Regions from separate parts of the Mus musculus genome. Here region 2 is linked to region 1. The links are chromatin contacts, found by Hi-C in ENCODE. All regions are on one chromosome and are shown on one strand. The core of a region is the stretch at or near the end of the contact, and the rest is flanking DNA. Distances in the headings are between cores, read along the strand shown.

Region 1 (4,394 bases), core at 1,855-4,354:
AGAGGACCAGGTTTGGTCCCAGGAACTCGGCATCCTTCTCTGACCTCCACAGGCACCTAGCATACACTCGGTTCACAAACATACACACAAATAAAACACTCATACATACAAATAAAATAAAGTAAATCTAAAAGGTTTTGTTTGTTTGTTTTTTGTTTTTTTAAATTTAAAAAGGATAGGTACTAAGATGGCCTAGCAGTCAAAAGCAGTTGCTGGTGTCTGTCTGCCTGAGTTTGATTTCCCAGGACCGGCACCCGTGAGAGAGAAAAACTGACTCCCGAAAGATGTCCTCAGACTTCCGCCTGATCATGTGCTTGTGATCACACATGAACATGTACGCTGGTACACACGCATGCACAAAAGGACACGCATGCTGAAAAAGTCAGAGTAGAAGACTATGGGACAGCCCTTACCTATCATTCACCAAGCCCTGGGTGAAACCCCCTGTACCAGAAACTAAACAGAAAACAAAGCATGAGCCTATAACCCCAGCTCTTGGGGGTGTGGGGGCAGGAAGATCAGGAGTTCAAGGTCATCTTTGGCTGCACAGCAAGTCAAAAGATGTGAGAGGCCTTGACTCAAGAATAAAACAAACACAAAACTCAAACACCTCATCTCGATGAATCTATATCTGGTCAACTTTAAAAACCACTGCAGGCTGACCTGACTGACTACCAACACTCAGACGCTGCTGACAATACAAAAGGCTAGGACCCCAACAGAAAACAGAAACAGAACAAAAAAGAGGTCGGGTCACCTGCAGGCCTGGGGCTCCCTCCCAAGTCTGCAGTACCCGGAGGATTCTGTTCCTTAGTGTGCTGGGTCAGGATGTAAAAGGTTAGAGAAAAAGCCAACAAATTAAGGAGCAGGAAGACTTGTTTATAGACAAAAGCAAGCAAAACAGTCAGGGAGGTGAGTAACCGAGGAACTAATCTTGGGTTATGAAAAACATTCTTCAGCTACCAGACGATGGCTTGTTTATCATTGTCTGGGGGAGTTCTTTCCCAGGATAGCGTTGAAGGGGCGAATAAAAAAAAAAATTCTTCAAGGGATGAGGGACCAAATCTATAAGATCTTAAGTTCAGGGCCAGCCTGGACTACATGCGACCCCTCCTAAGAGCAAAGCAGAGCCAATCACATTATCAGGAGCAGTCCTTTCTCTTGGCAAAGCGTGTGGGTGGCTGTAACACAGCTTAGAAACCAGCATGGAGCAAATGAACTTGACATTTCCACAGGCCAGACATTTATTCCTGGGACTGGGTGAACATAGTGAGCTCCTCCCTCCTCACGGCAGGATGGGGAAACTGGATACTACAGAGCCAGAGGCTCACGCAGGTAATTTGATAGATGCTAATGATACACGTAATTATAAAAAAAAGAGTACCAAAACAGAAAACACAGGCCTTGGGACCAAACTGAGTCTATAAACCAAAAATCCTAGCCAGGCTTAGAGACATGCCTAGAATTTAAGTACTCCAGAGGCTAAGGTAGAAGTTCGAGGCCAGTCTGAGCAGAGCTCAATGAGTTCAAGGCCACCTTGGGGCACTGGGCAATTCTCTATCTCAAAAATAAATAAATAAATAAATAAATAAATAAAATAAAATCCAGTGGGAGTGTTTTTATCTAGAACACGGCAGGCCCCAGGGTTTCATCCATATAATTTATTCATAGTTATCTTTTAGTTATCATTATATCAAGCAATGTTGAACTTTAAAAGTTTGATGACTCTTTATAGTCTGAAGTATAATACAAAATATCAATATAAGTGTTGTTAAAAGTTTTAAAAATTATTTTACCAATGCTGTTGCACACTGACTCCATATTAAGCAAGAAAAGTAGAATTGGCATCTTAGAGTGCAGTTCTCTACCCCATGTGTCAACACTGCTCCTCAGGCAACCCCATTTCTTTCTTGTTTGATGTGCCACCAAGCGAAACCCAAATTCCACGAAGTATGTAAAAAGCAATTGTGTTAAAATTTTGTCTCCATATCTGAAACTCACAACTCTAATTTTCTTAGCTGACCCTAAAAACCACCGTGGTATTTTGTCATCTTTTTACTTTTCTTTAGAAAGTCATGTGAATTTGAAAGTGCTACTATTAGGCCATTCTCAATATGCAAAGAAAATGCCATTAAAAAAAAAAAAACACAGTAACTTTCTTCACATAGGATGATACTCAGTCCAAAATTAGCTAGTAAAATAAAGCAAAGGGTCGCGTTTAGCACCGACAAGAAAAGCATTCTCTTCCTAGGTTTTTGGGTGCTGTACGTTTGGCGGTTTGAGTTCTGTCCCCCCGGTGCTGTTTAGGACCAGGCTCACAGTACAGCGGTTGCAGGCTGCGCCAAGAGCCTCCAGGAAGCGCATTACAGACAAGAAAAGGGAAACAGATGGTGTGAGCTGGGCGATCGCGGACCCGCAAACTCCCGCAGATCGATCACCGAGGTCCGGCCGAGGTGGGCCGCTGGGCCCGAGCTGGCAGAGCCGGTACCGGTGTGGACCGGGCCCCAGGGTCCCCGCCGCTCCTCTCTCACCCGTACCAAAGCAAAAGCAAGCCCTGCCCACCAGCACCGCCGTTCTTTTGTCTTGCGCGGCGCTGGCCACGTAGCCCCGGAGGTTAACGGCCAGGAGGCCTCGGGAGCCGCCCGGTCCCCGGCTGGAGAGCAGAGGCCCCGGGGGTGCCCAGGCCTCGCCGCAGCCTCCCTCCCCGCGCCTCGCAGCCCCCCGCACCCCAATCGGACTCACCGCCTCCACGGCATGCTGCAGGATGGACGTAAGCTTGGAGAACATCCTGTCCCGGGACTGCAGCAGCTTCTCCCGGGACGACCTGGAGAGCTCCTCGATGCGCCGCCGCCGCCCCTGCTGCGGCTGCCCGGGCCGCTCCAGAGTGAAGGCCGGTGCGGGCGGGCCCGGGCGGGGAGCGGAGGGCGGAGGCCGGGCGGGAGGCGCGGCGGCTCTGATCGGAGGACGCGGGGCCGCGGCGGGCGGCTCCGAGGTCGTTCGGCTGCAATCGGGGCACCGCGGAGCTCAGCGGCGGCGACGCGGACACGGTGGCAGGAGCTCGGGCTCTTCCGGCTGCCGTGCCCGCCGCGGCCTGCAGGGGACGCTGATGCGGCCCGGGGAAGCCCAGGTCTCCGCTGCCGGCGTCGCTGGACGCGGGGCGGGGCGCGCAGAGGCCAGGGCGGGGAGGGCGGGGCCAGCAGGGAGGGCGGGGCCGACTTGAGGGCGGGGCCGATGGGGAGAGCAGGGCGGGCGGGGTCGGCGGGGCGCTGAAAGGCTGAGGCCAGGAGGGAGGGCGGGCCTGGCGTGGCGCACCCGGCGGTGCTGGCACTCGTCTCTCGGTGACCAGAGAGCAGTGTGAGGATTTGGCAGCGACGTGTTGACGCTGCGCTTGCGTACCATACGTAGGGCAAGACTGGAAGGCCGCTGGGAAAATACCAGCATCCCGAACGCAAAAAACGGACAGCGGGTCCACGTGCTAGGGATTCGACCGCATCCAATGCAGGTGGGAAGATCCCGCTAGACTAAAATAGCTTATCCTTATCAAAACCCGGAAATGCCAAATGGACACGTGGGATGAGGGTTCGGTTAAATAACGCAGGATGGTGGCCTACAAGGTTTCAGTGTGTTTCTGGAAAAGGAAATAATATTCAGGATGCCTAACACCGATGAGTGAAGCCTCAAGTTAATGAGCCCTGGGCTGGAGGCTTCCTAAAACACTATGCAAATGTGTATTAAACAAGGCGTAGAGGAAACACTGACCATTTTAAGATGGTTGATGCAACTTCTGAAAATCTGAAGAACTTTGTTTCAAGCTGGTATTAGCATTTCACGAAAAGGATCGGGGAGTTCTGCATTAGGGTGAAGTAGATTTCTCATTAACATGGATGAAAAATACCTATTGATAGTATAATTCGTTGAGCAGAGGGCAGAAGAGGGCGCCGCAACTCTGAGCAGGGTTGAGAAGCCTGTTTGGATCCAGCTCTGCCATTCTGGGCCGTGAGGTTACCAATGTAGCAGTGAAGAAAGCCGGGGATCACAGGCTCTCCTCCTTGTTATAACATTAGTAACAACACAAGAGGAGAGGAAACCAAGAGAGAAGGTAAGGGGAGACTCGAGTCTTTCTCATGCTTTGGTTGTTTGCTTCTGCTATGCTCAAAAGCAGGTAAGCATAGCCTTGCTTTCTGTAAACTAAAACGCTGGCAACATCCTCTGTTATTTGTTGGACATTGAGCTGTGTTCCTTGCCACGTTCAAGGTCCTTGTTCCTGCTCCATCCTAGAGCACACAATGTTTGTTGTTATTATTCATACTACTTATGAGGTTTGGTCAGTTTATCAACCATAATAATTTTCCTGGCTAATTACATGGCAGTTTGTATTTTCACAATGTCCTGCA
Region 2 (4,598 bases), core at 1,491-3,990, 2.6 Mb before region 1:
GCGCAGTACCTGCTGTTTTCATCCATGGAATCTTGTGAGCTGTGCATGTGGTGGACAATTGTGATCACTTTAACTTTCTGGTCAAATTTTTCTCACCGAATCAAGTGTTTACAATATAAAATCAGAATTCTCAACCTTTTCCTCCTCTAAAATATGTCCTTTACCCCCACTGCCTTGTTTTTAGAATTGCATTAAAGATTTCTGGACATATCATTACTAATAACAAAAAAGAAAAAGAAATTTAAAAATAAGTAGCTGTCTTCCATTTTGGGGTTTTCTGTATTCACTCATATGATCTTCCCAACTTTAAAAATAACTACACATACACTTTAAAAGTGGTAAAAATCATTTTTAAAACTTACAAAAACCTGAACACTTTAGTAGAGCACTTTGATCTCAGGTCTTATATAAATATTATTTTTTCATATGAGCCAATCATATTCTTGGCTTAGCCGACATGCTTTTATATTCTGAATGTAGTGATGCAATAAAAAGGAATCACTCTAGGAAATTGCTTCTTTTTTATAATGCAATTCTAGACTTTCTTTGGCTCTTATGGTTTGTGTGTTCATTTGGTTCCCATGAGCAAAAAGATGCTATTTTCTTATTCAGACTTAAAACTATTATGTCACGAATTCCTATCTTGCTACTCAGCAATATTAAACAATTTTGGCTCTAGCTAAGTTTTGAAAAAACTCAAATGTAGGTGTGATAAAAGAGAGGACAATATCAATTGTCAGTGCTTGAATTTAGAGCATTTTCTGCATTGTGTTGGAGCCTGTTATTGCGTTGCTGTGGACTGCTGTAGCCAACTTCCACCCTAGAAATGGCTGCATTTCAACAATGAGGGGAATGATACTTGTAAACAAGTTTATAACCATTAATAAAGCTTAGCAAACACTGTAAGTGCTTTAAAAACACAATCCATTATTATAATTGCCTATTGTTTAATTACAACCTCTAATAGAAATGTGAAACCTTTGAAATGCAGTTTATAAAACTAGGCTTAAATTGGATGTCAAAACACTTATTTTGTTTCTCTACAAGTTTCAGGTGTCATATTATTTCTCTCTAGAGATGCTGGTGAAATTCCACCACTGACTGCTCCAATGTACTCTTTACAAATCCCTGAAAATATTTTTTCTTTAGAGTTGACAACTGCCCGCTCTGGGATCCAGATGCTATGTGCACAGTGAGATGATTTTGTTCTGCTTTGCACACATGGCCTTTTCAAACACTGTCTCCCCGGGATGGAAACTCAGCTCTCCCCGGGATGGAAACTCAGCTTGTATAACAGAAGTTCTAAAACTTGCCCGATAATAATAAACCCAATACCTTACAGTTTATGACCATTTTAAGTTGGATAAAGCACATTCCTATCTATCATATTTATTCTCAAAATTAGTCCCATAAAGGGAGAAAAGCATTTAGTCAGTCAACAGATTGGTTAGCATGTCTGTTTAATGCTTAGTTCTCTAAAGTCCTTCAGGGATGTCTAATCTTTTGACATTGCTTGGAGAGCTGTTGTCTGTCTGCAAAGTTCTCCCTGAAGAAAAGCACAATGCAGTTAAATACTCTCATAGCATTTAAGGTTGGGTTTGGCCTCATTCATAGCTATTGTTGGCCGCAGGTTGGATGTGCTGCCAGGAAGTGCAGTCCAAAGAGCTTCAGAATTTTCCTAGGCAGACATGGACAGAAATAAAGTCAACAGAGGTAGTATGCATCTCCTGAGACTGAAAAGCAGAGACAGTACTCCTGTCCTCTCTGGCCATGAAGTTGGGGTTTGGATTCCTGGAGGACTTGACAGTGAGCGCTCAGGGAATGCTTTTGACTTGGACGCCATACACACAACTTAGAAAGGGGGAAAAAAGACTAAATAGTTCCGTAGAATTATGGTGGCAGGCATGGGGGCCTGGTCTTCTGACGCCATCCCAAAGCGTCTATGATCTTTATTAAGCAAGGGAATCTTTATTAAGCAAGAGAATCTTTATTAAGCTTTGGAATCTATCTGCATCCTTTGCTTTTGGTCTGTGCTCAGGAGGAGGTCCCTTTAGTCAGTTGAAGGTTTCCTCTTCAAGACGATGGAGAACGGTTGGACGAAGTCTGAACTGTCACTCAAGAAGAACTACCACCATTAAAGGACACCAGCGCCCAGCTAGGACTGAACACACAGCTGGAACAGATTTCTGCCTTCCAAGATGGAAACCGGTTCTCTCCCAATAGCGGGCGGTGTATAGGGCCCAGTGCCGCCTCCCAGAACCCCTTGTCGGCCTCTGCGGGCTCACAGTTCCCCAGCCCGCTGCAACCGACAGGTTGGAACCTCAGCACCCACCGTCCAGCGCGCGCATCCCAGCCTCCGCGTCCCGCACCGCGCGCCCCGTCGTCAAGGCAACCAGGGAGGCGCTGACCCCCAACCCCGCCCGGCCCCGCCCCTCGCGCAGCCCCACTCAACATGGAGACGGCCAACCCGGAAGTGGCGCGGCCGCCGCGCGCCGGGCGCTAGGAGCCGCGGGTTGCTGGCCAGGCCTCACCCGGTGACACCGCCCGGCCTCGGTTTGCCACCCGCGCTCCGCGTCCCTCCGACACCGGTCCAGGTCGGCCGCTTCCGCCCCGCTCGCCCAGGCCTGCGCCACTCTTGGGGGGGAGGAGCCGAGGCGAGGCCGCGCGGGCGGGCGGAGGGAGCCAGGCCCCACGGCCGTCGACGGTTCGTATCAGCCGGGTCGGAGGAGGAGCCGGGCCGCGCGGGGCGGAGGCCGGGCCCTAGGGGCGCAGGTTTCAGGATAGCGGCGAAGCGGGGCGCGGGGCTGCGCGCGGAGGCCCGGAAGGCGCGGAGGTGATGTGGGCCCCTGTGCTTCTACGGAAGAAAGGGACCCCAGCAGCGGCGGCGGCCTCCCTACCGGTCCTCCTGACAGCAGCCCTTAGGGACCTCGCGGCAGCCCTGACTGCCCAGCTCACTGAAGTGCTCTTAAGGATGCAGTGATCAGGGTACGGGGCTCTCCCCGCGGGAGGGGCTCTGCCTGCGCTTCTGAACTCTGCGCAGAGAAAACAAAACAACAACAACAAAAAACAAAACCGAAAAACAAAACAAAACAAAAAACCCAGAATGATGCTGTCTGAGCAAGCCCAAAAGTGGTTTCCAACCCACGTGCAGGTCACAGTGCTCCAAGCTAAAGATCTGAAGCCAAAAGGCAAAAGTGGTACCAATGACACATACACCATAATTCAGTTGGGCAAAGAGAAGTATTCTACATCTGTAGCAGAGAAAACCCTGGAGCCGGTCTGGAAGGAGGAGGCCTCCTTTGAGCTGCCTGGGTTGCTCATGCAGGGTAGTCCGGAGAAATACATTCTTTTTCTTATAGTGATGCACAGGTCCCTGGTGGGACTGGATAAGTTTTTAGGGCAGGTGGCAATCAATCTCAATGACATCTTTGAGGACAAACAAAGAAGGAAAACAGAGTAAGTTATATAATTTATTTTGAATTTTGGGTACTTAAAGATATATGGATTTACTGTTCTTGAACATAGTATATTTGAGGCATTGGTCTTTGGGATTGAAATAGGATCCAGTATTAAGCACTTCTCTTTGCATGACTTTGAAGGGAAATAGCCTTTACTCTGATTTTTTTTTTAATGGAGTGATTAGTAAACCATTTTTTTTTCTCATTTCTGTGTGAGGTTAAGAGCTCTTAGTGGAATATTTTGCACTGGGTTTTAATACTTTTTATAAGAGGCCTAGAGCATGAACTAGAAAACCAGAAAATTAAATATATGCGTACCATTAGGTCTATGTTTGTTGAGCACTGTTAAAAAAATAAATTACTAGTAAAGGGTGTCAAAAGATAAGTTACTAGGTTTAGAACTCTTTATTTCAGCATTGGAAACAGTTGGCCTTATTTTTGCTCCACCAGTTTTCAGGGTCAGTACTTCTTGATAGGGTAGAAAGTTGTTAAAAGAACAAAAGTTTTGGAAGTCTGCACAGACATCTTCAGTCTTGAGCCCACTGACATTTTCCCTTTGAATTTACAGTATAGTGGAGCTATTGTTTACTGAAGAATTAGTTCAGCAAAGCTGTTGTGTAAGATCAGAGACAGTGATTACAGTCTTGTGATGCAGTGATTTAATGACTTCTTCGATGAAAACATGGCTTTTGAAATTGAACTTTCTAGCCTAAGTTAGATATACTTAATTTAAGAAATCAAAATTCAAATCAACACTAGGATGTTATGTGCTAAGTTGAAACAAGTAGCATCTTTGGAAAGGTAGGTCTGCTGTCCTGCTTTTAGCTTACATGCTTGTACACGCTTACCTTACACGCAGAGCTTGTAATGGGCCTGAAGGCTCATTGAGATGGCTGGAGTTTGTGAAAAGAGGGCTGAGGGAACTCATCAGAGGACTGCACTTTTCCCAAGTAGCTTAAAAAAAAAAAAGAACAAAACCCAGTCCTGATGCATGTTCATCTACCTACCCTTTAGAGCACTATTTTTGCAATGATAACTTTAAGCTCACATTAATTTCTTACAAGTATAGTGATCTTTTATCTGTCTTTATTTCCTTTGTAAAACCTGCCAGCAAACTTCATTTAATAAGAATTGTTTTTG

Evidence for each region. A loop is a pair of places that touch in the nucleus more often than their neighbours do.
Region 2: a loop to region 1 is called in a map of left cerebral cortex, with 9 times the contacts of the local background. The contact joins the promoter of Rab11fip2 here to the promoter of Fam160b1 in region 1. A Hi-C loop is called at or near these places in 2 of 37 maps with a recorded cell type or tissue (left cerebral cortex and regulatory T cell).

What each region holds. Positions count from the first base shown.
Region 1 is chr19:57,359,719-57,364,112 of GRCm38, reverse strand. Fam160b1 (family with sequence similarity 160, member B1) reads right to left here and starts at 3,104. Exons shown (of 17, transcript NM_145505.4): 1 at 2,743-3,104. The coding sequence starts at 2,787. It overlaps B230217O12Rik (RIKEN cDNA B230217O12 gene), which reads left to right and starts at 3,214. Exons shown (of 3, transcript NR_040316.1): 1 at 3,214-4,099.
Region 2 is chr19:59,941,506-59,946,103 of GRCm38, reverse strand. Rab11fip2 (RAB11 family interacting protein 2 (class I)) reads left to right here and starts at 2,740. Exons shown (of 6, transcript NM_001033172.3): 1 at 2,740-3,456. The coding sequence starts at 3,104.